Linked DNA regions of Mus musculus: region 2 is linked to region 1. The links are chromatin loops, found by intact Hi-C in ENCODE. Cell type or tissue: left cerebral cortex. All regions are shown on one strand. Links, peaks and the distances in the headings refer to the core of each region. The heading gives the core; the rest is flanking DNA.

What was found. A loop is a pair of places that touch in the nucleus more often than their neighbours do. Peaks named below come from ENCODE experiments on the same cell type or tissue, not always from the same donor. Only the 100,000 strongest peaks of a DNase experiment are listed, where the experiment ranks them.
Region 2: a loop joins it to region 1, with 2.4 times the contacts of the local background. A loop is called at or near these places in 10 of 42 quality-filtered maps.

What each region holds. Positions count from the first base shown.
Region 1 is chr4:128,849,127-128,864,906 of GRCm38, forward strand. No RefSeq gene overlaps it. Among named protein-coding and RNA genes, the nearest start is that of Gm33814, 19 kb to the right of the region's middle. In left cerebral cortex, for the core only: CTCF peaks have their summits at 9,319 (motif pointing left) and 9,974 (motif pointing left); a DNase peak (open chromatin) is centred at 9,297.
Region 2 is chr4:128,799,365-128,815,144 of GRCm38, forward strand. It overlaps Zfp362 (zinc finger protein 362), which reads right to left and starts at 6,748. Exons shown (of 9, transcript NM_001081098.1): 1 at 6,648-6,748. In left cerebral cortex, for the core only: a CTCF peak has its summit at 6,802; DNase peaks (open chromatin) are centred at 6,274, 6,793 and 7,626; H3K4me3 peaks cover 1,859 bases; H3K27ac peaks cover 1,125 bases.

The sequences.
Region 1 (15,780 bases), core at 7,981-10,480:
CAGGCAGGAGAGGGTGTGGCCACCAGCCTGAGCTGGCACACAGGATGTGAAACTGAGGCTAGTGGTGAAGGTTGAGGGTGGCTGGGGCTTGTGAACTGGGAAGATAGAATCATCACTGTCTGTGAAGAAAACAGTGCCCAAAGGCACACTTGCAGAAGGCTAGCCAGGAATTGCTAGAAGGTGTGTGGAGTTTACGGTGATTTTCAGATATCCAGGTAGAGAGGTCTGATATTCCATGCTGGGAAGACATACAGAGGGAAGGCCAGGGCTGGAGACAATCAAAGCACAGATGGCTTTGAAAGGCCATGTAGGGGGCTGGCGAGATGGGTGTACAGGTAAAGGCACTTGCTCTCAAGTGTCTGACCTGAGTTCCATCCCTGAAATCTGCATGGTGGAAGGAAAGAAATAATTCCCAGAGTATCCTCTGACCTCCCCATGTGCACACTCACACACACACACACACACACACACATAACTGCAGTAAAGTTTGTTTTAAAAAGAAAGGTATGTAGAAGAGGATTTAGGAGTCAGCATAGAGGGGAAATGTGGCTACTGGGTTTGAAGTATGGCCTTCTGGGATGACTGTATTCCTTCTTCAGTGACAGAGGACCCAGGAGATGGAGCAGCCATTGGAGGGAGGGTGATGGTGTGTGTGCTGTGGGTGTGCTCGCTTTGAGGCAGAGAGTGGGCTGGGCACCTGGGTCAGAGACAGAGACAAGAGTGGGGAACCTGAGCCGGGCGTGGTGGCTCACGCCTTTAATCCCAGCACTCAGGAGGCAGAGGCAGGAAAAAAAGTGTGGGGAACTACAGAGAAGACGTAAAACTCGATGCAAAGGTGAGCACTTTCCCAAGTCCCAGAGCCAGGGCAAGCAGCTGTTGGCGCTGGTGTTCCAGAGCACACCAGGGAACCCCTCAGCAGTGTGCACTGTGGAGAAAACACATCAGAGAAGAACTGGAAAAGGCAGACCCTGCCTGCCCTGCCCAGGCTGGTCACCATCTGCGTCTCCAGGGTTCCTGAATGAGCGACTCTGGAGACACCTGAGAAGGGGTCAGACAGAACGGAGTTAGATCTGAGAAGCAGAGCGGGAAGTCAGAAAGCAACCCCTTCACAGCCTACGCCCAAGCACACAGCCTCCAATATAAAACAGTTTTATTTGAGAGTTTGTCTGTCTGTCTGTCTGTTTAGTAGCACTGGGGATTTCAGACAGGGCCTTATACACCCTAGCAAATGCTCTACCAGTGAGCCACATGCCCAGCCTGTCTTACTTTCTTTTATCTATCTATCTATCTATCTATCTATCTATCTATCTATCTATCTATCTATCTATCTATCTATCTATCTATCTAAGGTTTTTGGACAAGGTTTCACTAAGGTGCCCAGGTTGACTTTGGACTCCTCCATAGCCCAGGCAGGCCTTGAATTTGGGATTAATCTGCCTCAGCCTCCTGCATGGCTGATCCCTTCATTTGTCCACACAGCTGATCTATGTCGAGAAACTTTTAATCTTAAGGGGGAAAAGGAAAACTCAAAACACAGGAAAGTAGGCAATAAATACAATTTCTGTTTCTGCTGACATGGCATGTTACAGACTCTGAATAACATAGATGGAAATGTGTGTGTGTGTGTGTACATGTGTGTGTGTGCGTGCGTGTATGTGTCTGTGTGTGTCTGTGTGTGTGTGTGTGTGTATGTGTCTGTGTATGTGTGTGTGCATGTGTGTGTGTGTGTGTTTTTGTGTGCGTGTGCATGTGAAGGGGTATGCATGCACACATGTTACAGTGATCATTTTACATCTAAGTCAAAGGAGACAAAAATATAAATATATGAAGATATAGTATGCCAGAGGCTATGGTTTTAGAGCTTGTCGGGACTGGGGGAGGGGTGGGCAAGGAGATCTTGGTGAGTTTTCAGAGCAGAGTGGGCCACATAGAGAGTTCCAGGCCAGCCAGGGCTACTTAGTGAGATCCAGTCTCAACAGAAAGAGGAGGAGGAAAAGAAGGAGGGAAGAGGAAGAGAGAATACAGCAGGGATTGAGACAGGGTTCGAGACAGTGTTTTCTTGTAGGAGTCTGAAAGTCACACTGGTTCCATCGTCTTCCTCTGCCACGGTTTCTGTGGGGCATTCGGCCCTTGGTTCCATCAGAGACACTGTGAGATTTGATGCCTTCTGTCCTCTGGCTGCTCCTAACCTCTCCTTCAGGCTTCTCCTAACTACTCTGTTTTCTACGTTTCAGTGTCTCCCTACCTCAGTCTGAGCATTTTCTTTTGACCTATGTTGAGTCTGCTAATTCTTTCTCTACCTGTGTCCAATCTGCTGCCTGATCCACTTACTGAGTTTCAACTGCCATACTTGCTAGTTCTAGAATTCATTTTTACAATCTTCATCGTTTATGTTTTTCTTCTGAGACACCCCATCTTTTCGTTAAGTTATCAATCCCGTTAATCGCTATTATTATTATTTATTTGTTTGTTTATTTATTTATTTATTTATTTTTGGTTTTTCGAGACAGGGTTTCTCTGTATAGCCCTGGCTGTCCTGGAACTCAATCTGTAGACCAGGTTGGCCTCGAACTCAGAAATCCGTCTGCCTCTGCCTCCTGAGTGCTGGGATTGAAGGCGTGTGCCACCACGCCTGGCTTAATCGCTATTATCTTTAAAGTCTGATGATAGGGCCGATAGGATGGCTCAGTGGGCAGACACACTGGTCGAGCAAACCTTGAAACCTGACTTCAATCCCTGAAAGCCATACAAAGGTGGGAGCTGGAGAGATGGCTCAGTGGTCAAGAGCACTGGCTGCTCTTCCAGAGGACCAGGTTCCGTGCCTAGCTTTCACATGGGCCGCTCACAACAATCTGTAATTCTACTTCCAGGGCATCTGATACCCTCTTCTGGTCTCCAAGGATACCAGGCATGTAAGTGATATTCAGACACGCATGCAGGCGAAACACTCATATCCAAAAATTTAAAATTTTTAAATATTGTCTACTGACCTCCACACACTTGCTGGGTAGTACACACCCCCTCACCCACCACCACCACAAATCCCCACCACACAATAATTTTAAATTAAGAAATAAATAGTAAATGCCTAATCATGGTCACAATTTCCTGTGGAGATTTTTTTTTCCTCTCCTTGGGGTTTAGTCAATGTGTGTGTCTTTGCATGTGTGTGAGTCACACGTCTCATCACAGCAACAGCCCCTGAAAGAGCGACTTGAAAGAAGAAAAGATTTATTCTGTCTCAGGGTTTCAGAGTTTCAGCCCATGGCTGTTTCCACCATTGCTGACGGCCGGCAGTGAGGTATGACGCAGCTTGTCACTGACGCAGCAGCAAGAGGTGACAAGAGGTGACAAGAGGCGATAAGAGCAAGGTCGCTCACCTTGTAGCCAGGAAGCCTTTCTGCTCAGACAGAATTCTTTTTTCTTTACCTCTTGATCTACTGACTTTCATGCATGGTGCTGCCCAGTTTAGGATAGGCCTTTCCTCCTTGGTTGCTCTTCTCACTAAAAGCCCTACTAGACGCACCCGGAAGTGTGCGTCACTGATCTGCCAGGCACTTCCTCTCAGCACAGTCAGGCAACACAGATCAAGATGAAACACCACCAAGCTGGAGAGAGGGCTCCATCAGTAAACTGCTCTGCCGTACATTGTAAGGACCTGGGTTTGAGTTCCCAACACCATTTCAAAAGTTGGGGGCCCTGTCACATGCCTATAATCTCATCAGTGAGGAAGCAGAGAGAGCAAGACCTCTGAAGCTTGCTGACTAGCAGCCTGCCTGAGAAAAAGATCTCATCTCAAAAAATAAAAAATAAGGTGGAGTGCAAATGAGGAAGACATCCGATATCAACTTCTGGCTTCCATATACACGTGGACACAAACATGCACAATCTCTCTCTCTCTCTCTCTCTCTCTCTCTCTCTCTCTCTCTCTCGTGTATGTGTGTGTTTCACACACTTGCACACAACCATTACAAGGTGTTTAGTGGGGTTTTTTTTTCTTCATTAAAACTGGTCATCATGCATGAAAAAAATGTAGCAATACTTTGATGTTCCACCTCACCTGCTTCTTCTCAGGGGAGGATATGCGTTTGCTTCACGTGGGCCGTGGAGGCGGCCAGCTCACCTCAGTGAACCCACACAGATACAGAGCTGCCTTTTAGACTATGGCTCAATGACTAGTCCGTCTGAGTCACTCACGATCATCTACCGTGACTAGTGCCACGATGGAGGTCAACGTGGTGTTGTCAGAGCGAGGGCTGTGGGGTGGGCCTGGGAGTGGGTTCTGTCTGAGCCAGGACACTACAGGAAGAAGATCTCTTTCAGAGTGACACCCGAGTGAAGGCTCCCTCTGACAACAGCAGCCATTCAAAGATACAGATCATTCCAGACAGCGAGCTAGCGATACAAGTGGCCTCATAAAGAAGGCAACTTTCCTTCTTTAAAGCCTTGGCAACGAGTGTCGATCTCATTTCAAATGCAGTGGGAAGTTATTAAAGAACTCTGACCAAGGGGGTGATGTAATCTGATTGGTGTGTTTGAAAGATCACTCTGGCAGAAAGACCAGAAAGGCTGCCTGGAATCCTCCTGGTGAGAGAGGGCTGACCTGGACTAGGAGACCGGGCAAATGAAGACGAGTAGAATCTGGACTGGACTGTGGAAGATAGTAGAAGGGTTTGTGTTTTAACACAAGCCCAAAACAGAGACACCATGTCTGGTGATTAGATTTGGGGTTGGTGAGGAGGAAAAAGAAGTGCTTAAGAGAGCCGGGTGTGGTGGCGCACGCCTTTAATCCCAGCACTCAGGAGGCAGAGGCAGGTGGATTTCTGAGTTTGAGGCCAGCCTGGTCTACAAAGTGAGTTCCAGGACAGCCAGGGCTACACAGAGAAACCCTGTCTTGAAAAAAGAAAAAAAAAAAAGGAAGAAGAAGTGCTTAATCGATTGAGTGATGGTAGAGCCACTGCCAAGATGGGGCATGGGAAAGGCATAGGTTCAAGGAATAGAAGCCAAGAATTCAATGGAGAAGCCATTTACCTGTTACACAGGTGGCATTAATTCTGTGTCCTTTGGTTGCAAGTAGCAACCAAAAGCACCTAACCAAAATGACCTAAGCAAAAATGAGAGCTTATTGGCTGACACTGTTGAGAATCAGAAGCTCGTGAGTAAGTTGAAGCAGGGGCTGTAACTGTGGTAGACACATAGACTCGGGGCTCTTGTCACCAAGGATATTAGTGATTTTCCTATTGCTGTAATCAAACACAGTTACCAAGGCAACTTACTGTTGTTGTTATTATCATCATCATCACCACCACCACCATCACCATCATCACCATCATGGTTTTTTGAGGCAGAGTTTCTCCCTATAGACCTGGCTGGCCTTGAACTCAGAGATCTGCCTCTGCCTCCTGAGTGAGGATCAAAGGTGTGCACCACCACTCTCCCTTACTGTGCACACAGTGTGACTATCTGTCTTAGTTTGAGTTTTATTGCTGTGAAGAGACACCATGACCATGGCAGCTCTTATAAAGAAAAGCATTCCATTGAGACTGGCTTACAGTTTCAGAGGTTCAGTCCATCATCATCAGGGCAGGAAGCATGGCAGCAGGCAGGCAGACATGGTGCTGGAGGAGGAGCTGAGAGTTCTACATCTTGATCCACAGGCAGCAGAAGGAGACTGTGAGCCACACTGGGTGTAGCTTGAGACCTCAAAGCCCATCTCCCACACTGACACACTTCCTCCAACAAGGCCACACGTCCTAATAGCGCCACTCCCTACGTGCCAAGCACTCAAACACAGGAGTCTATGGGGGCCCTACCTATGCAAACCACCACACCACCTACCTCATAAATCTGCTGCTTGATTTTCCTAGCCATGATGAGCTGAACCCTCAAACCTCGAGCCAGAGTAACTCCCCCTTTCTTGTGTTGCTTTGTCGGGCATTTTGTTACAGGGGCAAGAAAGGTAACTCGTACCCCAACCAAGGGCAAGATAAGCTGAGACCGTGAGATATTAACTTATGGCTCCAGGAACAGACTGGACACACCATAAGCTTCAGACATCAGTCTCACTGAAGCCCCAGTGTGGAGAAGCGGAACGTGGGTCAGCCTTGGAGCTGGATGGTGAGTTTGTAGATCTGATCTGGGACTCTGAGGTTTGCCAGACACCTGATGTAGGTGTGTTCTTTATCCTCTCTGAGCCTCACTGTGAACCAGGGGTTAAATATATACACTGGGTGGATTTCGACAATTAAAAATGATCTTAGGCCAGGCATGGCGACACATGCCTTTACCACAGTACTCAGGAGGGAGGCAGGGTCAAGGCGGTTCAAGGCTAGTCTGGTCTACAGAGTGAGTTCCAGGACAAACAGGTCTGAATATGCAACCCTGTCTAAAACATGCAAGCACACACACACACACACACACACACACACACACACACACACATCACTTCAACCAATAAATACCCTGATGCTGTGTTTTGATAAAGGGAGACATGACAGAGTCAGAACCAACCCAATGAGTTGATCTGCAAGAGCCAACAAGGAGGAGGAAGCCGGGGTGGACCCTGGCAGCAGGGAGGAAAGGCCAGCTCATGCAAAGGGCAGGAATGCCTAAGGCTCTCTGCCAATTCCACCTCAAAGCTGGCCTTGGCCCAAGCCTGCCTGATGAGGGCCCTTCCAGGCTCCCCACCCGTAGTCAGGACAGGTCTCAGCTCGTACCCCACTCCTCTGCCTGTAGCTGGGGTTTGCTGTAGCCCCACACATTCCTTTAGAATTGATAAGATTCTGAAAGCCACACCCTCTGCCCACTACCTTCTGGAGCTAGATAGGGGTGAGGCACTCAACCTTCCCCTCCACCCTACAGGCCAGCTGCTGGCAACCGATCCCACTCCATGTACATACATGCCACTCTTTCCTCATAGGCTTAAAGAACCCCCAGAGGGCCTCTGCCCATCTTGTGCTGACCCTGCCCCAGCTATTTTGTGGGGCTCCCCTCCTCAATCCCCACCACGCACCCATCGGCTTCATTCTTCCCCGCCCTGTGTGTGCTGGCTTCTTTTTATGTCATGTTGACATAAGCTGAGGTCTTCTGGGAAGGAGTCTTCATTCAGAACACACCTACGGGTCTGTAGGCAAGTCTGTGGGAGTTTTTCCTGATCGCTGATCAGTGTGAGAAGGCCAAGCTCACTGTGGCAGGTGCCATCTCTGGATAGACAGTTCTGGGGTGTAAAAGAAAGCAGACTAAGCAAGCTACCTGGAGCAAGCCACTAAGTGCCACTCTTCTGTTTCGGTTCCTGCCTTGAATTCCTGCCCCTGCTTTCCTGGATAATGGATTACAAGCTATAAACGGAACTAAACACTTTTCTCCCCAAATTGCTTTTGGTCATGGTGTTTATCACAGCAATAGAAACCATAACTAAGATATCATGAAGTCCATAAGTTAAAAAAACTTGCAGGTATGTGCAGCCTTGGGAAGACCATGGCTTGAGGGGTGAACAAAGGCACCCCAAACCCTCAGACATTCTTCATCTTTATTGTGGCTCATGGATACCAGGTATCCCGGGTCTCTGAAGGAAGCTTGCAATGTTTTTTTTTTAATATTTTTTTAAAGATTTATTTATTTTATGTATATGAGTTCACTGTAGCTGTCTTCAGACACACCAGAAGAGGGCATCAGATCCCATTACTGATGGTTGTGAGCCACCATGTGGTTGCTGGGAATTGAACTCAGGTCCTCTGGGAGTTAGTGCTCTTAACCCGCTGAGCCATCTCTCCAGCCCCTTGCAATGGTTTTTTATGAGTGTCGATGGTGGTCCAGATAGCCAGACTCCCAAGGCCTCTTCTCTCACCTTCCTAGACCTCTTCCAATCAGTGGCACCTTCATGCACACCAAGATGCCCGATATTGGGTACAGAACAACCAGTGTTATGGGGGTCCCAGAGGACAGGTCTTGCCTTCTGGAGTGAGTAGAGGACTTTGACTTATTACTGTGACCTGGAGCAAGCAGCAGAAACCTGCACATTTCTGTCACCTCACCTGGCAGTCACCTAGGAGAGATGGTAGACCTATCAATCACCTAAGTGGGATTTGATGAAAGAATGTTCTGGAAGAGCTAAGTAGGAGGCGAACAGCATAGCAGCTGTCTGTAAACAGCAGTAGTTGCTGTCATTATCAATATAAGCAAGAGAACAGGAGTCTAGATCCGTTCAGGCCTGGGATGGAGGGGAGGGAGCTGCAGCCACACCCTCCCTCCCCTACTCTGTGGGGAGCCCTGAGGAATGAGTTACTTCTCAGCTGCTGGCCCCTGCCCCCACAAGGCCCACATATCATTCCAGCCAGCCCTTCTCTGCTGCCACACTGGTGAGTCTAGTAACTCTGAGGCAAGTGTCTCAATGTCCCTTGAGCACAGTTGCCATTCCTCTGTGTTCCCTTCATGAGCCAAGTGAGGGCCCCCTTGGGCCTGCCTTACTCCTAGCCTGAGGGAGAGGCAGGGTTACCCTAGCTAGAAAATGGCTCCCCATCCCTCTATCAGACCTGGAGTGTAGCAGTGTTGGGGGAACAGCAGGGAAGACAAAGGAAGGAGACGACCCCTCCCCTTGCTCTGAATTAGTCTTAGATAACTCTTGTTCCAGGGCAGGAGTGGCCTTAGGGTCTGTGGACCTAGAGATGAGGCTGCGAGGGACTGGACACCCCTAGAGTTTCAAACTGAGCCTGGTGCTTTCAGACTTCCATCTTTTTTTGGCAAAACTGCTGTCCACTGGGCCCCCAGGTAGAACATCCGGCAGCCCGTCAGAATCTGACCATTAGATCCCGATGGTCCCTCGCTCCCAAGCCTCTCCCATAGTGTGGGTCCTCACAGGCCTACTAACCTGCACTGTTTAACTGTTTAGCCCACAGGGAGTCTGTTTAGACACAGAAGCCTCAAATCTAGTCAGGCTGGGAAGGAGCACTGCCTCACCTCCACAGCAGAAGCTGATGCGTCTAGGCTCCAGCTCTCTCTCTCTCTCTCTCTCTCTCCCTCTCCCTCTCCCTCTCCCTCTCCCTCTCCCTCTCCCTCTCCCTCTCCCTCTCCCTCTCCCTCTCCCTCTCCCTCTCCCTCTCCCTCTCCCTCTCCCTCTCCCTCTCCCTCTCCCTCTCCCTCTCCCTCTCCCTCTCCCTCCCCCCCCCCTCTCTCTCTCTCTCATACACACACACACACACACACACACACACACACACACACACACACACACACACACACACACAGATGCAGGTCCCTCTGATCTGAAAGTGAATCTTGCCCACTGCTGCCCTCCACTGGCCAGAGACAGAGTTGCTTCAGTCTCTTGGGAATCTGACTTCCAGACATATGGTTTGCCTCAAGGGACCCTAAGATACCTGATACTCTAAAGTTAAATCCTTAATAAACAAAGAGCTCTTAAAAAGCAGTAGGATGGAACATCTCTGCACATGCTTTTAATCCCAGCACTTGAGGGGCAGAGGCAGGAGAATGTCTGTGAATTCCAGGCCAGCCAGGACTACACAGATAAATCCAAAAGAAAAATGAAAGCAGGTAATAGACATAGTTCATTGGCTCATGCTTACATTCTTCCAGTCCCTCACCCACCCCCACCCACCCCCGCTCTCGTTTTCTCTCTCTGTCTCTGTCTCTCCCCCTCCCCACTCTGTGTGTGTGTGTGTGTGTGTGTGTGTGTGTGTGTTCAGGTCTGAGTCCAACTCAGCACTTGAGAGGCAGAGGCAGGACAATCTCTGGCATACATCTCCACACATCATGCACACATATAACAATAAACGAGTAAGTAAGTAAATGGTGGATTGACTAGGGCTGGAGAGATAGCACAGCAGTTGGGAACACTAATTCTCTTGCAGAGACCCTGAGTTTGATTCCCAGCATCTTCTTGAGGTTGCTCCCAATTGTGAATAACGCCAGCTTCAGGGGATCCAGCGCCCTCTGCTGGCCTCTGCTGGCACTGCACTCACATGCACATACCCACACACAGACATGCATACATGGGTAATTAAAATAGAAATATTTCCCAAAAAATGCCAAAAGACTCAGTGGACCATGGAAAGGGGACATGGAGTTGGGAAGGAGAACTGACACAAGGAGGGTATGGGAGGAGTTGGAGTGGCGGGGGTTGATATGAACCAAATACATTGTATGCATATTATGAAATTCTCAATGAAATTTTAAAATGCCAATGGAGGGACAGCAGAATGTCCCCACAGGTAAAGGAGCCATGGAATCTGATGACCTGAGTTTGATTCTCAAGGCCCATGTAGTTAAAGGAGAGAAATGACTCCAGCAAGCAGTCTTTTGACGTCCGCATTTGTGCTTGCTTCATACACACACACACACACACACACACACTAAATAAAAATATTTTAAAAGGTTTTTTAATGAAAGAGGAAAGACATTTAAAGATGTTCATTGTGGCAGTGTTGAGAATCTTACACAAGAAAGTAGAAGCCACTCGACATAAAGCTGTAAACCCGTTGTGACGGTGCATACATCCAATCCCAGCACTTGGCAGGCTGAGACAGGAGGATCATGAATTCAACCTTGGCTACACACAGAGACACTCTCTCAAAATCAAAAAAAAATCACAGTCTAAGGTGCTGGGGATCACAATATGAAGGAGATGTAATCTACCTAGCTCCTGTTATATTTTTTCATCATTTCACATTTAATTTATGTTTCTTAATACTAAAACTGAGTTTCTTTTAAATAGCATATACTTTTTAAATCTTAAAAATTTTCAAAAGTCAGTCCCTCTTTTTAAAAAATTATTCAATCTGAATGTCTCTGCTTTTAGATTGAAGTCTTTAGGCCTTTTGCATTTAATATAATTTTACTATTTTGTTTCTACCTGTTATTTTTATAAAGATCTATTTATTTGTATGTGTGTGTGTCTAAGTGTGTGCACATATTTATATGCAGGTCTGAATGTGCCTGTGCACACTCACAAGGCCAGAAGAGAGCACTAACTGTTCTCTTCAGTCTCTCTCCATCCCTGAGTCGGGCTCTCTCCCTGAACCTGAGGCTTGCACGTTCCTGGCTAGGCTGGAAGCCCAGAGGACCCAGTGACCTTTCTGTCTCCGTCTCCGTCTCCCTGGGTCACAGGCCTGTGCAGGATGTCTGGCTTGCTATGTAGACGTCAGACTTCCAACTCCAGTTCTCACGATTCCACAGCAATCTCTCTTAGCCAGCCAGCCTTCTCTCTGGTCCCTCCTCTTGTCCTCTGTTCCCCTTTCTCTTTTTCTGACTTCTCTGGGCTTTCTATAATTATATTAGATGTTATGTGTTGGCTTCCTAGTTAGGTCAGTGTGATTCTAGGAGTTGCTTTATGTATACACTATATACATTAGCACCACAGCGATATCATACCGCTTATCAGGAGTGTAAGAACTAGGGGGTGGCTGCTCTTCCAGAGGACCCAGGTTCAATTCTCAGCACCTACATGGTGGCTCATAATTGTAACTCCAGTTTCAAGGGCTCTGATGATCTGATGCCCTCTAATGGCCTCTATGGACAGTATACACACACACACACACACACACACACACACACACACACGTGTGTGCGCGCGCGCGCGCAATGAGAGACACAGAGAGAGACAGAGACAGAAAGAAAGAGAGAGCTAAAAATAAATTTAAAGAGTGTAAAAGTGCATGACAGTGTGCCCCCCTGTGCCCCACTGTGCCCCAATGGCTTCTGAGCTGCTGACACATATCTTTTCTCGACTTAGAACACTGCAGTCATCAAGCATTATTATGCAACTTTGAATAGTTCATTGTATTTTAAAGTGATTTAAGTAACTGGAGCCGTTCTATTTTGCCCACACAGTTATTACTTCCGTTGGCTTATTATTTCTTTATGTGGATCTAGCATCCCATATTCTCCTGTTTGAACAACTTCCTTTAACATTTCCTGTAGGGAAGTATTCTCATGTACAAAGCACTAGGGTGCCGTTCCCCAGCACCATAGACACAGAGACAAAAATAATTAAATAAGTAAAATATGAAGATAACTAGAATTTTCCTCCTTTTTATTATCTAGTGATTTTTATATGATGCTAGGTGTTGTCAATTTCATTTGCCTTCTTGGGTACTGGATTTTTTTTTTATGCTATAAACGTTGGCTTTATTCTAAACCTGGTTGAGTGATTTAGGAATAATTTGGTTCTTTCTGACTTGCTCTTATCATGTTTGCCAGGATCAGCATTTAAACACAAGGTAATTTCCCTGTTGCTGAGGCCCAAGAATTCTGAGACTTTCTGCTCTGGCTGGTAGGCACGGCGGGCACTCTCCTCGGTGGGTGACCTCAGTAGTCAGTACTACAGAGCCTGCTCTCTGTGTTTCTCGGTCCTACCGACTGCTTCCCCAGCCTCCTTGGAGCCCCAGCTCTGTCTCCTCATCTCAGGAAGGCATCCAAGGCCCAGCGTGGGCTGTCATCTGGCTGGAGTCTTGCTCTAGGTCTTCAGCAGGTGCACGGGGTGGCTCTCATCTGGCGTGTCTCACTGCCCTTTGCTCCCGAGTGTCCGGGATTCATCATCTACGTATTTTATTCCGGCTTAGTTGTTCCAGGTGGAGACATAAATCTACTTCCTGTGATTTCATCCTGGCAGGAAGAGAATTCTTCCCTTTGTAAGGCTAGCGACCTTAAAAAAATCTTTTTATCGATTCTTTGTTAATTTCATATCTTGCAACCTAGTCCCTCTCATCTCCCGGTCCCCTCATATCTGCCTGCGAAACTTGTAACCTTCTCCCCTAAAAGAAAGAGACATAAACATAAACAAAGTATAGCGATCATCTCATTGTGGACGCTGTAGTGTGTCACAGTGTGTCCCACAGTACATCCCTCTGTCCACACATCTTCTCTTGCAAATGTCCACTGTGGTGAGTCATTGGTCTGGTTTGAGATCTCTGGCTCCGGTGACACCATCAATATGGGATCCTCACCGGGAGTCCTCCTGGTCATCCTGTTGTTGCCCTGTGTCACGGAGATCCTGCAGTTTTGGATCAACCGAACTGGCCCTTTCATGAGGCCCAACCTTTAGCAGATGATAAAGATTTTGGAGTTGCCCAATTCAGAACCTTAGATCTGGACCTGGGTGGTAGCTGAGCTGGACCAGGACTAGTTATCTAGCCACCAATGTCACCACCGGCAGGAGGTAGGGTCAGCTCCCCGGCTCTCAAGCCTTCTGGATGGTTCACCCGCACCCACACCTCCAGAGCCAGCACCATTGTGCTGCCCAGTCAAAGTAAAGGGCCCACTCTCCTAAGTGCTGCAGCTTTCGAGGGGCTGGTTCTCACATCCCTAAGGGCTGGCTCGCAGGCGTCTTTGCATGGAGTGCTAGCTCCACTTTTGCCCGGGGAAGGTGAAGGGACTGCTCTTCCCAGAGTACAGCCAGTGAGGGGGCAGGGCTAGCATTCTGCTCCCAATGCCCTTAGGGCCAGCTCTCAAGACTAAACGCAGGTGGCAAGGGGGAGGGGGAAGGGCATCGCCCCCCACCCACACCAGAGTGGTGGGGTTCGCTCTCTGTGCTCTCTCCCTTGCCCCTTCGCAGCACCTGCACCCGCTCCGCCAGGGCCAGTTCTACTGTGCGGCCCAAGCAAGGTGCAGGGCCGGCTCTCCTAAGTGCTGCAACTGTCAAGGGGCAGGGCCTTAGTGACTTTTTACTAACATTCATCCTTCATAAATTATTTAAGCAAATGTTTAAATATTACATTTAAATGAAAAGCGAACATCACTTTTTAGTAAACCATGGATAACCATCGAGTCCATGTCTAATTGACAGTCTCTTTGTCTTCAAAGGCCAGCTGGCTGAATGTAGGGTTGTAATTGTCCTGTGGCCACTTGGAAGCTGTGAGAACATTGGCATCTTTCGCTGCTGCTGAAAAATTGGCTTCAAACGATATTCCACAAATATCGTTTATTTGTGGGCGTTTCTTTTCTGTAGGGTTTCCATGCCTTCTCCTTTGTCTTTATTGTTTTGTAATTTCTCTCCAACATGTCCAGGAATGGAATTTTTCCCTTACTCAGAACACATTGTGTCTTTTCATTCCGGAGGCTTCTTTGTCTTCACTTACAGAAAATTCTTTACCTGTCTTTCTTCAAATGCTGCTCCTCGCTATGGATTCTTTCCGAAGCTACCAATCTACTGGTCTTATATAGCTGCAGCTTCTCGCCCTTTGCTTCTACCTCTCTCTCCTGTTTTCTATTCGTCTGCAAGACTGGCTCCAAGCTAGAGGAATCTTTTAAAGGATTATTTATTTTTATGTAATGAGAATTTTGCCCACATATATGTCTGTGCACCACATCTGTATAGTGCCTGTGCAAGGGGTGTCTGATCCCCTGGGCCTGAAGTTAACAATGATTGTTAGCCTCCATTTAGATGCTGGGACTTGAACCCAGGTCTTCCGGAGGAGCAGACAGTGCTCTCAATCTCCAGCCTCATGAGTGGATGTCTGTGCTAAGAACAGCAACCTCAATCTTTCTAGTACCCTCAGGAGCAGCTTGCTAGGTGATCTCCATCTTTCAGATGAGAAACATCGAAACACAAAGAGGTGTTCAAATACACCTTAGGCTGGGAACACTACGGAGTCAGCAAGCTAGAGTTGCGTGTGTATTCACTTATATGCATGTGTGACAACAGTGGTTGAAGAAGAGGCAGCCATGATTTTGGAGGAATCATGGCAGGGTGGGTGGGCAAGGGAAGGGTAGGCAGAAGAGGGAAATAATGTTATTATATGCTAGCTAGATACAAATCATTAAATTAAAACTACATGCGATTTCCTTTTGGACATTTCCACTTCAGAGAGGCAGGAGAGATGGCTCTGCAGTAAGAAGAGCAGTGGTTGCTCTTCTAGAGGGCCCAGGTTCAAGTACCCACATCTGAACGGTGGCCCACAACCATCAGCAACTCCAGTCCCAGGCGGTCCAGCACCCTCTTCTGGCACACAGTGCTCAGACGTGGGACGAAGGCAAAGCACCCATGTACATAAAACAAGTAATAAAACGTTTAATTTAAGATATGCCTAAGACTGTATTCTAGTAAATGGCACAGCTGATATATGATGCTCTGGGCTTCAGAGTCTGGGCTCCGCTCTGATATTCTACACTGGCAACCATAGTCCCATCTTTCCACTTGCTTTGTTCTATACTTGGGGTGTTACTAGGAATCGATTCTCTCTCCCTCAACATTTAGCTAGTCTTTCAGAGTGGCTACTGCATTTTCAGAAGACTTGGAGCTGGGCGTGGTGGCGCATGCCTTCAATCCCAGCACTCGGGAGGCAGAGGCAGGAGGATTTCTGAGTTCGAGGCCAGCCTGGTCTACAGAGTGAGTTCCAGGACAGCCTGGGCTACAGAGAGAAACCCTGTCTCGAAAAAACAGAAACCAAACCAAACAAACAAAAAAACCAGAAGACTTGGGTTGTTTCCTTTCACAGCTTAAGATCAAAGCCTAAGCTTCTGGTGTGTGTGTGTGTGTGTGTGTGTGTGTGTGTGTGTGTGTGTGTGTGTGTGTACTTTATTATTTTTAAAAAGTCTCAGAAAAACCTCACACACTGAAATTGACCAGGTCCCAAATCTACAGATCTCAATGACCTTCTATACAGTTAGAGTAGCCATTCTGAAACTGTGGAGCTTAAGACTGGATTTTACACTTTCACTATTGAATTTGAATGTATGTATGTATGTATGTATGTATGCATGCATGTATGTGTGTTTGTGTGTATGTATGTTTGTATGTATGTATGTATGTATGTATGTATATTTGTT
Region 2 (15,780 bases), core at 5,815-8,314, 52 kb before region 1:
CCCTTCCTCCTCCCAGATACCTTTAGATGCTTTCCAAGTCTTTCTCACTTCCCTCCCAACCTCTCAAGAAAGATGCTGTGGACATTTCTGAAGTGTGGCACACTCCCAGGAAGATGTCTAGAACACACCTGAGCTAATGTATCAAAAGGCATCCTGCGGGGGATGGGGGGGGCGGGGCGGGGGGGTTACCCTGTCCTTCTTACAGATCTGCCCAGCTCCATAAACCCTGCCCCTGCCCTCCTGGTTCTCAGAGTGTTTCCTGATTTAGGGTCGGGCATGGTGCTCTGTGGTGAGGGCTGAGGGTACAGAAACCTCTGGCAAACCTTTCTGGGTCTCTGGGTCCTTCTCTAGGAAGTGAAGGGGCTCAACCAATCACAGCTGGGAAGGGATGGGCCTAGGTTGGAAGGGTGGCATTTACAGTCAAGAGAGCCCAGCTAGGCCTGGGCCTCTGGATCACAACAAAGCCCCGAGTTCAAAGTTGCCATCTGTAACTGGTGAGGGTAGAGAGTGTGTCACCGTACAGGCCACAGGGATGCAGCAAGGCCAGTACAGGTGAATAGGCATACGATTCCAGAATGGTGCCTAGCTCTGTGATATGCAGCCACTACACCTGCCGGTGATGGGCTCCTAAGGTCCGAGGAACCTTACACTCGTGTGCCAGTATCTGAGGTGCGGGAGCTTCCCTCAGCTCTTCTGACTACTCCCCACATCAGGGCTGCTCTGCTGACATGGACGAATCTGTCTTTCAAGATAGGTCCCAAACTAAGAACCCCAGCATGTGCTCATAACTCCTCCATGAAGTAGCCCCTTCCCCTCCCGTGTAGGCCGTCTGTGATCAGGCCAGGAAAGGCTCAGGCCTGAGTAAAGGCTAGCAAATGATATGGACCCCACGCAGAAGGACTGGGTGGCCACGTGGGTGGGCGGACCTGGGAAGACTTACTACGAAGGGGACTGAACTATCCCCAACCCTACCTGGTAGCTCACCCCCCCCCCCCAGGTTCTCAGTTCTACTGCCTTCTCTTGTTCATGGGTGACTCCACTTCTCCAAGCAGATCCAGGCAAGGGGTGGACACTGGCCCGAGGGAGTGCCATGGGATGCATGAAGACTCAGGGATGGCGGCAGAACAGATGACTATATGTGTATGACTGTGTATGTCTGAGTGGAATGGGGAGTCTACCCACCACAGCCAGGTGTCCCCCAACAGAGCCCCAGAATCTGGCTAACTAGACTATCCTCTGAGGCAGAGGTTCTCGGCCTTCCTAATGCTGTGACCCTTGAATACAGTCCCTCATGTTGTAGTGACCCCCAACCATGAAATTATTTTCGTTGCTACTTTGTGACTGAAATGTTGCTCCTGTTGTGAATGGTAATGCAAAGATTTGATACACAGGATAACTGATCTGTGACCCTGTGAAAGGGTTGTTCACACACCCACTAAGAGTCACAACCTACCGGTTGAGAACGGCTGCTCCGACAAGCCTGAAGCCTTTGCCTAAAGCTCAAATGGATACCTTTGCTGGTCACAATGGTGAGGCAAGAACCAACAGACTAAAGACTCCTTAGGCCTCAGAGCCAAGACTCTCAGCCTGTCTGTCACAGCTGATCTACTAGTGACACCACCTCGCTACTTGTCAAGTCTCTGAAGCCCACCTCTGCTCTGGGGTTCCAGAAAGCTCTCCTAACACCACAGCTGTTCCCAACACACATCTACAACACTTGGCTTCTTCAGTGTCGGGGAAATTTTCTGTGCTTCAGGACCATTGCTCCACGAGGGGGGGGCGGATGGTACTGAATGGGGCACAGCTACTCCCGCCAGGGCTTCTTGCTTCCCCTGAACCCCCAGGCAAAGGCTGGGCAGCCTGTTCAAACCTGATGATCAGAGAGGTAAAGAAAGCCTCAGGAGACACATACAGTCGTAGGCACAGAGCACCCCTCTTCCCTAACCCTGTAGTTTCCCCAATGAGTAAGAAGACATTGGCTGCATAAGCATCATCAGATGCCCACTACAGGAGCAGAACGCGGGTCTCATTTCCCTGAGGACATCAAGCCTCTCTAGGGACCCCAAGCAAGTGTCAGCATGGTGCTACAGAGACAGGAGTGGGGTGGGGTGGTGGGTGGGGTGCTTAGGTAATACTTAGCAGTCTCTGTGTACCCATTGATTCGTTCTTTCACATGTTCAATATTGTGCACCAAGACCACCAGACTGACCCAGTCAACACCCCCGGAAGCCGGCACTCTAGCTTGGCTTCCCACGGTCATTCACTGGAAGGTGCAGGAACTCTAAGTGTGTAAAGAAGAAACAGTGTCCCAGCAGTGACAGCCACCTGACTGCATGGGTGACAAGGGCTCTAGGGAGGGAGGGAGTTCTAGGAGAGAGAGAGCAGAAGCTCTTCAGTTAGGATGTGGGCAGGGGTCAGGTAAGGCTGGGCTTCCCCACAACTGTGGGATCCTAACCAGACCCAGCAGTGCTCCCACCTGGCACCAGACGCCCCTCAACTCCACAGAGATAAGCTCTCTGACTCCTCCATACCCATACTTCCTCAGCTGCAAAAGAGGATAACAGTGACAACTATATCTCCATATGCACAAAGCCTCAGAGAACATGGTCTGGCACAAAGTGACCACCCTCTGTTGCTCCCTAAACACATGGTGACAGTTCATGACAGGGTCATGGTCAAAGTGTCAAAGGTTCTGGGTGGGGGAAGCTGCTTGGGTTCTACCGTTCTGAGTCTGGGCCTGTGATCTAATCAATCCCACCACTGCCTAACAACAACCCCAAGATTCCCAGGGGAGGATGACAGACCTCGATGTGACATCACCTCCCAGGCACTGCCAGGACACCGAGGCTGCCACCACACCTGGCTCCACAGTCCCTCCTCACCTCTGCCGAAGTCCCGACCACACCTCACTGGAAGCCTGAGTGGCCCTTAAGCTGCTCTAGAACTTAAACATGTGCCCGGGGCAGACATGTGTTTGCTTAAACAAACAAGCAAATGAGAAGGTCTCAGATGCCCAGAGCCACAAAAGAAAATACGCAGGGGCTCATGTAACAGTGGGAAGCTATTTACAGCAGACGGTCAGCAAAGGCCCCTTTGAGGAGGTGATGTTCGATGGTGCCACGGGATCGGGGAAAAAAAAACATTCCAGGTCAGGGAAGGTGCGCAAAGAAGCTAGCGTGGCCAGAGGTGGTAAGATATAGGGGTAGGCAGGGCAGGGCTGGCGCGTGAAAGCAGAGGTTGAAAGGTGGGCAAGGCTGAAACTACAGAAGCCCCCCTCCCCCTCCCCATCCCCGTAGGCCAGAATTATTACTTATTTTTCTACTAAATTTCTACTACTTATTTTTCTTCTAAATGTTCAGGAAGCAGTGGAACTTTCAGCAGGGGGAGAAGGGGATTGTCAGGGTCCACAGATCACTTGGCATTCTGAAAACCCCCCCGCCATGGTTCACAGAGACAAGGCCTGGACTAGAAAAGTAAATGACGGTCCTTATGGGGCAGTGACCATGTCCTGAGCACATGCCCAGGACATGCCTGGCCGGGCGGGAGACCTCAGAGCCACTGTTATTATCTCCCCCCATCATGGTGAGATAAGGACAGCGCCCACTGTACAGGTGGAAGCTCACAGAGGTACAGGGCATGCTCAGAGATCTGAGACACAAATGCTAAAGAGCCTCTGATACTCTCAATCCCTAGGAACGTACCCGAAGCCTTGGCTTTTCTCCTCTGTTGGTATTCAAAAGTGCCAGGGTTACATTTGCATCTCATATCTGTCCAACCTGGGCTGGGGGGAGCTGGACTGATTGGATGGATGGAAGGATGGATGGACGGACGGACGGACGGACGGATGGTTGATGGGACAGACAGGACTACTGAACTGACCCATAGACTAAGAAGTGGACAGTGGAAGAACAAATGAATGGCCTAGTCACAAATGAGAGACTATACAAACAGTAAGAATACAGAGCAACAAGAGAAGAGGCAAGGAATGGCTGCCTAGGGAAGGGCAGGGCTAAGCTTGCTTTAGACAGAGGCCACAGCTTGCTCACACAGCAGTTTCTTCCCACCTAAGACCAAGCTGGCCTCTGTTTCCCAAGGTCACCGCAGACTATCCCTTAGCCCCTAGGGCCAACTTATCTAGTGTAGCCATTACCCGCCAGCCCCTGCACCAGCTAGCTCCCCTACACCCAGCCCAGTGTTTCACTCTCTCTCTCTGAGCATTTCACAGAAAAAAGGAGACAGGAGATCGGGGCTCCAGAACAAGCTAGGGCCAGACTTGGAGCCAGTGCTTTCCTCTCCGAGTCCAGATGACCTCCGGGGCCTTTTCATCTCTGACATTCTTTGGGGTGGGAGTAAGCCTCTGGATTTTTACACAGCCACTGGGGTCAGCAGAAGAATTTCAGACCAAAAACTAGAAGTTGGGAAAGGTCCTGCCCACAGCACCACCCACTTAGGAAAGGCCCACACAAGGAGTCTGCAGGCCATCCCTCCTCCGTCACTGCCCAGCCTCTCTAAGCCTCAGTTTCTTAATTTTAAAATGAGTTCAACTGCCCCCACCTGAACATCTGACCTCAACTCAGTTTTGGGGAGCGCCTGACATGGCTGTAGCCACATAGGACATGGTACACACTGTGACATTTGATTTCCTGAAATGTGATGATAATGGGGTCCAGGGGGAAAGGAAGGGGGCCACACTGTCTATTCCTGTTCAGTTTTGTCTGAAGCAAACCATGCTGGGGGTGAGAGCGCTCCAAAACAGAGAACCCAAACGTGGGTTCCAGTCTCAGCTCTCCTCTACTGGGCAGAGTAGTGACTCTTGGGCCTCAGTTTCTCCATCTAAAACCTTGTTGGTTCAGAACCGGGTGACCCAGGCATGCCTAGCTCTGCAGCTCAACGCTCTCAGGCCTTGTTCCCACTGGCTGCCCTTGGGGAGCTCACATTGGCCTGGTGAAGCCAGGACACCGCTCTGAAAGGAGACTTTTCCCTCCAGGAAATGGGGGGAGGGCCCTAGATAAGCACAAAGGCTCAGAGCATCCTCCTAGGACAGAGTCTCCCCCAAAAGGGGAAAAGACCACATTCAGATTTTATGGGCCTGGCCTCATACCACTCTGCTGCCTGTACAGTCACCAGCCAGTCCAGTCAGCCACTTCAGAAACTCAACTGATGTCCAATCAGGAGACTTCAAAGTGGCAGGCCGGGTGGCAGAAAGGAGTTAACACAAGCAGAGGACAGGCCCAGAACACAAGGGCCAGGCAGTCAGCTACTCCTATGTATATCGGGACCCACAGGAGCTGCAGGCCTGTACCCAGCTAAAAACCCACCACTAAGGACATTCATCAACAGAGGCCATCTCTGGAGGCTAAGAAGACCACCCATACCTGAAGGGGGTTCTTCCACTGCAATCAACCAGACTTGCCCCAAGAGGGGGCTACCAAAACTTCCTGTCCACCAAGGGGGCTCTGGCCACCCATGAAGGGGCAAGCCTCCCTCCATCTCCAACACACACACAGCTCCTAAAGGATCCACACTGCTGGAGGACAGGGTGGCAAGAAGGGTCATGTCCTCATGACAGGGATCTTAGCTCCAAACCCTGGGCCCACTTTATGCCCCTAGAGCCAGCCAACTCCCCCAAATCTGGGGCTACAATATAGTTCCTTACAATACCACTTTGATACAGAGCCTCGTCCAAACGACTCCTCCCAAAACCTCTCACCTCAGCCCTACACACACACACACACACACACACACACACACACACACACACACGACATCCCCACCCACGCAGTTCTGGGGAAACCGGCAGTTAACTTTTCCCAAAAACCCTGCAAAGGCGACTAGCTAGGTGGGAAGAAACAGAGAAATGGGCCCCCATATCCTTTCGCGGCATCTCAGGGCCCTCAGGGGAAGAAAAAAAAAATCTTAAAAAAAAAAAAAAGCAAGAAAGAAAAGAAAACTTTCAGAGTTAACTTTAAATTCCCAGCCCCCTCCCCCCAAATCACCCGGCAGCTTCTCTCCCCCTTATTTTTTCCTTTAAAGTGTAATTGTATTGTGTCTCACCTCCCCGAAAGGCTCCCGGCTCTCTCCAAAGAAAAGGAAAAAAGCCAACCCTTCGGGTGCCCCCTCTGCTTCCAGCCGCCTCTCCCACATTCTCAGACAGTTTTATTAAAATCTTCAGACAAAAGAAAAACAAAAATGGCAGCCTGGCTTATTTTTAAAACAGGACAGGGACGCCATATTCTGCAGATCTGCAAAAAAACGGAGAAATCCGGCACTGGCCGCTCCACCGGGCCGGCTGCAAAGTGCGCGAACCGCGCCGTTTGCAATCCGTTTATTTGCATTAAGCCCCATGAATCATTGTTTACCGGAGAATTGCAGCAGGTTTGAATAGCCCGGCTTAGGAAAACACACACGCACACACTCGGAGACGAACCCCAGACACGCCGCGGGAGACGCTGCCTACCCCGCGCGCGCAGCCGCCGCAGCCACGGCCGCCCCGGGGCCCGGCCCGAGGCACCGGCGACCCCCGGGCCCACGCAGCGCGGCCGCCCCGCGCTGACAGCGCTCGCGCCCGCCCGGCCCCCGCCCCGCAACTCGGCGCAACTTTCCCGCGGGCGGGCCCGCTCCCCCGCGCGCCCCGGGCCCGCACGGACCTGGCAGTGCTGGCGGCGCTCCGGGACGCGGCCGCAGCCCCGAGCCCGGCGGCCCGAGTAGGGCCGGGCTGGGGGCTCCCGGCTTCGGCGGTGGCGGCGGTGGCGGCGGCGCGCGGCTGGGGCTCGGTGCGGAGCGGCGCGCAAACCTTCCGGGTCGCCTGCTGTTCACTTCTGGGTTCTGCAGGCGCCGCGGCGGCGGAGGCCGGCTGTGCAGCCGCGCGGCCCCGGCGCGCTGGGCCCCGCGAGCGAGCCGCGTCCGGCCCCCCGCCTCTCGGCTGCGCAGCCCGCCCGGCCCCGGGGCTCCGGCGAGTGGGCAGCGCCCGGCGCTGGCGACGGCGAGGGGAGGGGGCCGGCGGGGCGGGGACGGGCCGCGCGCTGGGGGCCCCCGCTCGGCCCCGGGGCCTCGTCTCGCGCTCGCCGCCGCCGCCGCCAAGGAAAGTTGCGCGGCGCCCCCTGCCCGCGCCGCGCCGCGCCGGAGGCTGAGCCACAAAGGAACTCCGCGCCCCCCTCCGCCCGCCCGAGCCGCGCGGGGAGGGCACCGGCGCCCGGCCCTAGGACAGCCCCTTCCCCAGCACGGGGGCTCCCGGGGCCCGGGCGGCCGCGGCCATTGTCCCGCCCAGACTCCGCTCCCGGGTGGCGGTGGCCTGGGGACCCGGGACTGGCTGGTCACGCTGCTCTCGGGAGGGGTGGGGGTGTCCCTCCTTGGGAAATCGCAAGCTGGTGCAGACCCCCACGGTGCTCCCCCCCCCCCCCACACACACACCCGGTGACAAACGGCCAGGCTCAAGATCCCTGCTAAGATTTTGGTTATTTATTTCTGAAGAAAGGACGTGGGGGCGGGGTGGGGTGCAGAAGTTTGCACAAGCCAGGACACCGCTTCCCAACCCTAGGCCTGAGTCTCAGCGGTGGGGCGACCAGGAGCTGACAGCACTTCTAGAAAGTCTATCAGAGGTGGCACCGCCTGTCCCCCCAGCTCCAGACCTCAGAGCCATCTGCGCGACTCCTCCTCCCGCCTCACCCTCCCCAGCCAATCAGTCACCAAGTCCTCTTGATTCGGCCTCGCGGGCTGTGTCAACTTCTAAACTTCACTTCTACCTGAGGAGGCAGGCATTCCCGATTCCGAACCCGCTTAGATTTCTGTGGCACACTCTGCTGTCCACCTGCAGGCCTAGAGGATCAGGGCTGCCTCTGCCGTCCTAAGCATCCCAGAGAAGGAAGGACACAAAAAACCATCCTGCTTTCTGGGAAGTATAAGTTCATAGGCACGTGCGCTAGTTGGCTGGGAACACAGTTCTAAAAAGTGTGGACAAAGTCGCTGTCCTCGTGAGGATTCCAGTTTAGCACAGGATGTCACACATTGGGGAAGCTGGAGGGTGGGACCCACGGAGGTCGTTGGTTCCTTCTCAAAGCATCAAGCACACAATTCCGGGCATAGGGCAGAGGCACAATAAGCAAGCGGCAAAAATTAACTGGAATGATATGGTATTGACAACACAGAGAAGGCTACTCTCCTAGAGAGATAGGGGCTGTTTTCAGAACATGGCTCTGGGATGAGCCTGGAGAAGAGAGGAACACCTTTGTTCTGAAAACAAAAAGACTAGCCCAGAGTTGAGAAGGTTCTGTGAGGAAAAACACTGGCCAGCAATGGGAATGAAGCGAGAAATCACCCGTGTAGAAGAATCAAGAATCGAGGTGTGGGATGTGGGGCATGGGTTTTAGAGTGACTTCCTTCCAAATGCACAGTCAGAAAAGGAAGAAGAAAACAAATGAAGGGCACATCAGCAGCCATGAATCATGCTGACGGTGTGCACATTTGACGAGATGAAAAGCAAACCTTCCGGGGCTGGAGGCATGACTCTGCAGTTAGAATGCACTGGGCCTGAGGACCTGAGTTTGGTTTCTACCACCCAAGTCCTGTGGCTCACAACAGCCTGTAACTTTAGCTCCGGGGGATCCGATGCCCTCTTCTGGACTCCTGCAGAACCTTCTCTCATATATGCACAGACCCCCTCCCCTAGCATAATTAAAAACAATAAACATTCTTAACAAAAAAAAAAAAAAAAACCTTTAGGGGCTGGAGAGCTGGAGGGCTTGGTCAGCATTCATGGTTCTACAGTTTAGATTCCAGCATCCATGTTAAAGAGCCCATCATTGCCTGTAACTCCACCTCCAGGAGATCAGACACTCCCTTCTTGCCAGTCAGGGTCTCATCCAAAAGCCTCCATGGTGCAATGAAGGTGAAGGCCCCCCAGCGAGGTGGGATCCCGAGGCCCCTCCAGTCCAGTGAGGGGTCACCACTGGCCAGTCTCGCCCAACATGCTGGGGGTGGGGGTGGGGGTGGAGCATGAACGCACATGTTAGGACTCAAAAGATGCCTGGGCAGGGCAGAAGCCAGAGAAACTCTGGTGAAGGTGCAACCTCAGTTGCAATTGATGGCCCAGGACTGAAGGGCTCATGTAAAGGATTTGAGACTTGGCACCATGAAGAAAGCCTATGAGAGGGTATTGATGAAGCCTAGCTGCAGCAGAAGACCCCAGTGTATTGGAGATGCCAGTACCGTGGTATGATCACCAAGAACAGCAAAGGCAGTGGAATGGATCAACCTGAGCTTAGAGTGCTACAGAGTGCAGAGCTGGAAAAATGACCCTAGCTCTTTGGTGGAGCCCAGAAGATCATGTGTGGATCCCAGACATTGAAACAAGAAGCTGTGAAGCTGAAGTTGCCTTGGAGAACCCAAGCTATCTGAGATGCCAGAGTCATAGGATATCTGATGAGGAATGCTGCTAACAGAGAGTGTAGCCAGCCCAGGAAAAGAAGTTTGTTGCAGTCAACAAAGATGAAAAAGGAGTTGGAGAGCTGAAGACCATTTTGACCTCAGCCATGGGCGTGCAGAATTTGGAGTTTGCCCAGCTGGTTTCCTGTCTTGCTTTGGGGATTACAGTTAAGTGATTGGATGGATCTCAGAAGAGACTTTGAACTTTGGACTTTTAACATTGTTGAAACTGCTATAGACTATGGGGACTTTGGAAAGTGGACTAAATGTATTTTGCATTATGCAATGTTTAGGTATGGCCCCCATAGACTCATGTGTTTGAACAAGCCTATGGGGCCAGGGAGTGGAATGTGATGGTTTGTACATGCTTGGGTCAGGGAGTGGCACTATTAGGAAGTGTGGCCTTGTTAGAGTAGGTGTGTCACTGTGGGTGTGGGCTTAAGACCCTCATCCTAGCTGCCTGGAAGTCAGTCTTCCACTAGCAGCCTTCAGGTGAAGATGTAGAGCCCTCAGCTCTGCCTGCACCATGTCTGCCTGGATGCTGCCATGCTTCCACCTTGATGATCATGGACTGAGCTTCTAAATCTATACGCCAGCCCCAATTAAATGTCCTTTATAAGACTTGCTTTGGTCATGGTGTCTGTTCACAGCAGTAAAACCCTGCAAATGTGCATAGTCTCTCTCTCTCTCTCTCTCTCTCTCTCTCTCTCTGTCTCTTTCTCTCTCTCTCTCTCACGGTATTTTTCTTTATTTTTATTGTTTTTTATTTGCTGTGCATTGGTGCTTTGTCTGGTTTAGTATTTGTGTGAGTGCATCAGATCCCCTGGAACTGGAGTTACAGACAGTTCTGAGCTGCTATGGAGGTTCTGGGAGTTGATCCTTTGAAAGAACAGTCAGTGCTCTTAACCGCTGAACCATCGCTCCAGTCCCACATGATTTTATTTTAATGGCACATTTCCTCGGTGGTACTCTTTCTCACAAGGAAAAAGATATCAGGCACACTCCACTAGTGCTGAAACAAAATACCTAATTTCTCAGAACTGTCAAGATCATTAAAAAACAAAACAAAACAAAACCCAAAACAGGGAAGTCTGAAAGTCACAGGCTGGCAGAGCCTGAGGAGACAGGATGACTAAGTGTAATGTGATTGCCCTAGGTGAGGTATTGGAGCAGAAAAATAGGTGTTAAAGCAAAACCAAGAATCTCTAATCAAACTATAGAGTCAAATTAGTTATGTCAGTAAAACTATCTGCCAATAATTGTGGAAAACTGTATCACTTAGTCATAATATATTGATAATGAGGGAAGAATGGTGGGAGTATATAAGGGGAACCCTCTACTATATACTCCAAGTTTTGGTAAATATTAAAATAGCCCTTAAAAATAAATTCTAACTGGGTGTTGTGTTGCATATCTCAGGGAAAGAAATAGGAGGATCTCTGTGAATTTGGAGCTAACCTGATCTACAGGCCAACCAGAGCTACACAGTGAGACCCTGAATACATACATACACATACATCCATATTCACACACACACAATATACACACACATAATACATACACACACACACACACACACACACACACACACACACACAGTAAGCCTAAAAAGAAAACACCCTGAGTGTGCTAATTATGGCATTATTGAAAGGTTCAGCTTATCACTGCCCTGAATATCCTATGGTCCCCAAATGTAACTGTGAGGTCATCACTGGCACTCAGAAGAGCCCTAGAAAAGGCTTTAGGGCCAAAGTCTAAGGACACTGAAGGCACTGAGTGCGGAGCTGGGGCCTTTTGAGGGGATTTGTGTGCGCCCGGCTCCTCCCTACCTTGCGGGACTCCTCTCTGACCACCCACAAAGCGGTTTCAGCCAGCATGAGTGGCCATCCCACCCTCGCCATATCCCTTTTCGTATGTGGTTCCCTTCACCCAGGCTCAACTTCCATGGCCAGCTTCAACTCACCCTTCAGATTTTAGCCTAGCCATTTAAAAGCTATGAGGAGAGGTGAAGGCGCTGGACAGAGAGCTCAATGGTTAAGAGGACCCACCATGGGAGGCTCACAACTGCCTGCAACTTACAGACGATGCACATCCTCTCCGATTCCGCAACTTTTACCCTCCCTTAGGAAGCTCTCTGTGGCTGAGGCTGATCCTCTCCCCCTCCCGTGTCTCTAATGTGGACAGTGCAGCTCCTGACTAAATCCTACCTGCTCTGTAGATGTATTTGTTCCATAAATATGTGTTTAAGAAAAAAAAATTATCAGGATCGCACTGTGTAACCTGGCTAACCTGGAACTCTCTATGTAGATCAGACTGCTCTCAAACTTGCAGAAACCTGCCTGCCTCTGTCTCCTGAGTCCTGGGATTAAACGCACATACCCTCATGCCAGGCTAGGGTAATTTAATTGAGGAAGGAACCATGACTTATATTTTTAATAATTCAGCACACATTCCCCAAGTGCCAACTCAGGGGCCTCATTCAGGGCCCGAGGTTCTGGAGAGGCAGCAGAGGACAAACCCTGGTCCCCAGTCAGACGGAGCACAGTACTACCCAAACTGTACTATGGGAATTAAGAGCTCCAAACCTCAGGTATAGAACACAGAAGGAGAATGCTGCCGGCTTGTACCACCTGCCCACATGGGTCCCCTGCTCTAGTCATCGAGGACCTTAGACTGGCTAGTCACAGACATCTTTGAACAGTACCTACTGGAACTTAAGATTGTCTGAATGGCCAGAGCATGGGTTTTCTACTGCTCTTGCCTGGAAGTGACTCATATCATTCCTCACCATCCATTGGCCAAGACTAGTCACATGGCCTGTCCAACCGCAATAGAAGCTGGGAGATGGAGTTCCCGGTGAGGAAGCGCGGTGGCTATTCGTGATGTGAGTGAACTCTCCAAAAGTCTGCTCTCAGAGACAGGGCTCAGCAAAGAATTCCTTTACTGATTATTTATTTAGGGCTCATGAGCACTACAGAGGAGAGATCTGAAGTGCCGGGAGACAGAAGAGATCGTGGTGAACTCTCCAGAGGAAAAGGGATTTAAGCTGAAACCAGGAAGAGGGCGATTCTAGGAGAGAGACTGGCATGTAGAGGCCCAGAGCAAAGAAGAGCTTGCCACACGGAAGGGATAACAGACCTGCAACCAAACGAGGCAACCGTGACATGATTCAGAGGGATGGATGCTTCGTGTGGGCCCAGGGAGGAGAGGATTTAGGGTTTCGGTTTTATAGAAATAAGGCAACGTAGCAGTTCTATTATGGCCTTCTGTCTTCTGAGTATGGCATGGTGTTGCTGGCTTGAAACCACAGAAGCTGTGATCACACACATGCGACCCAAAGACTTTTCAAATAGAAGTGGGTAGGGAAGTTCACTGGAGCCTCAGCTGAGATTGAGACCCACCTGCTCCTGACCCCTCCAAGAGGCATGTAATCCTGCCTTAGCTGCATTTGGCCTTGGGAGGTGCTGTTTAGAGTTGCTAAAGGGTGGTGGTTAATTGGGATGGGCAGTCCAATAAAGCCCCCCCTTTTTAATTTATTTATTAAGAGCATCACCCATGGTGGAGAAGGGCTTTTCAGTGATGTGACTGTTTGGGGCTCACCTATGAGCCCTTCACCCACATTCCTGTAAGTTAGCCCCATCAGTTCTTTGTTTGCCAGACTCGAGTCACTTCAGTAGGATGGATTCTTTGGCCGGTTATTGGTGCCCGATCTGGATGAATGGAGGTTTCGTCGTTCACCTCTCCCTAGGAAAGATCACAGGCATGACTTCTGGTCCAAGTTCTATCAGAAGTGGTCATATAGTCACGGGAACAAACAGACCGGAATGGGACAAAGCGGGGAAGTAGGGGTACCAAATGGGGAGACTTTCAAAGTCTTCTTCACAAAGGATGAATCCAGCTTGGACCACGTGGTATTGGCGGAAGTGGAGACACTCTAATTCAGTGCAGGACAGGCGTGGGGGAAGCAAGAGGCTTCCCTGGTAGCCCACATTCTCGAGGGAGCCTGAGTAGTTAGTTCACTATTTAAAAAAAAATGTCTCGTGTGGGGTGTGTGTGGGAGTGGGTATGGGTGCCGCAGCACACGTGGAGGTCAGAGGTTAATCTCAGATGTAGGTCCTCACCTTCTACCTCTCTATGCCAGACTTGCCATCCTGCATGCTTACAGGAACTCTCCTGCCTCCCACCTCCTGTCTTATAGAAACATTGGATTACAGACGCTGTCTGTGTAGCTTTCTGTGGGCTCTAAGGATTTCACTTCAAGTCCTTCCACTTGCATGGTACATTAGTTGGAGTTCTCTAGAGGAACAGAACCTACAGGGTAAATATTGGGAGAGAATTTATTAGATTGGCTCACATAATATAGTTAGGTAGTCCAACAATATAGCTGTCTCGCACTGGAAAGGCAGACAGCTCAGTAGTTGCTCGGACTACAGGACTGGCTGCTTCAACAGTTCCAGTCTGGCACCGGCAGCCTAGAAGATTCCTGGAGAGCTGCTGGTCCTCCGTTCACCTTTGGAAGCCTGAAGAAGCCTGTTCTCATATCAGCGAAGGAACCAACTTCGGCAGAGACAGTTAGATGAAACTACCACCCACATTTGGAGCAGCTCTTTCCTCATCGATTATGACAATCAAGAGAACCCCACAGACATGCCCATGGGCCATCTCAATGTGGCCCACCACTCCCTGAGAACCTCTTCCCAGGGATTCTAGCTTGTGTTGAGTTGGCAATTAAAGATACCCATCACACGTGGCAAGCACTTTCCCCACTGAGCCATCACCCACCCCTCCACCCCCTCAGATCATTATTAAGCAGACATATCTTCAGAGTTTGGGATAATCCACAGTTGTATGTGAACTGAAGAAGAAAAGCTCTGCGCTGATTTACATGGCGAATTTGGGCCCCCAATCTAACGTTGGCCCTTACTGATCTCTGTCCTTAACTACCACCATTCCCACCTTGGCGTCTGTCTCCAGCCACTCATTATTTCATTTTCCCGCAAGGCTTTGCACACACAGTCCTCCTCTGCTCAGAATAGATGCTCCACCTAACCACACCCACAGTCTGTTCACCTAGGGAAACCCTTCTTCACCCTGTTGTCAGGGCCCGTAGCTTAATTCTAAGGACAGCCTTATACAACCTTGAGGTTGCTCTCGTAGCTTCATGAGACTCTCTTCTTTTTACACAACGATTCCAGCTATGATTCTGTCTTCAGATTCCTAATAGTTGACTCTGATATCAGATTGCAAACTCAATACTTCTGTGCTCGTTCATTTCATAAGAATGTAATGGGTATCAAAATTTTGAAGGTGAAAGGTGCTCTGAATGGATGAGCTGAAATCTGTAATCCAATATTTACTTGATGGGTGCAATGACTGGGGAGAGGGGAGACCCTGACGAGAGAGGTAGCTCACTGCCCTGTATGAGACAGGAGATCTCTTGCTCTGCTTGCTGCCCTTGCCTTGAAGTGATGTAAACATCTTCTGTCTCCTTAAGTACTTAGCAAAATGGACCCCACACACACTGTGGTCAGTCAGGTGGCACCAAATATCCTGGCTTGGCGCTTGGGAGTGGGGTGGGAAGACTGAGTGGGGAGTAAAGACAAGTAGAGATGTGCTGAGATCAGAAAGCAGGATGGAGAAGTGATCGGGATTTTGTAAATCACTGGGAACTGAAAATCTCTTGAGCACATTATTGGATTTCTACCAAGGTATGGAGGAAATTCTGGTTAAATATTATCCAAATCCGGAAGGCTGAGGAACCGGGGTTTGAACAGGAGGAAGGAATGTCCTGATTGGGCTTATATGACAGTCCAGAGGCCACCAGAAGTCTGTAACTCCAGCTCTGTAATTCAGCTTGGTTCTCACTTGCCCAGCGGTAAAGGCCTCCTTTTAGCTATCCTCCTGTCTCTGACATCAGGAAGACTGGGATCAGGGATTAAGATGAGTGGCGGGGGGGGGGGGGGGGGGGCAGACCAACAGAGCAGGGCCAGCAACAGGCCAGAGCCTCATCCAGACAGGGCAGGACACTGGACACTAGCTCCTGATACTGTTAAATCCCTGAGCTTGTCGGGGCATGTTATTTGGTGCATCTGGGCTTCAAGCTCTTCATGTGAGAATTGGCCAACAGAATAAGGACCAAGCTCCATCTCTGGTGAGAATACCAGGGCTCTGAGATTCAGCCCTGAGATTCTAGTATGTAAATGGGTATGGTAATCTCTCTTCAACAGGGCAGGGTGTCAGGATTAGAACACACCACCAAACGCCAAGCATTAGCTGTAAACAAGGCATCTATTGGGCTTTTGGTGGAAGAATTTGTCCAGAGAAGAGTGGGTACCTAGACCTATGCCAAGTACATGCCCA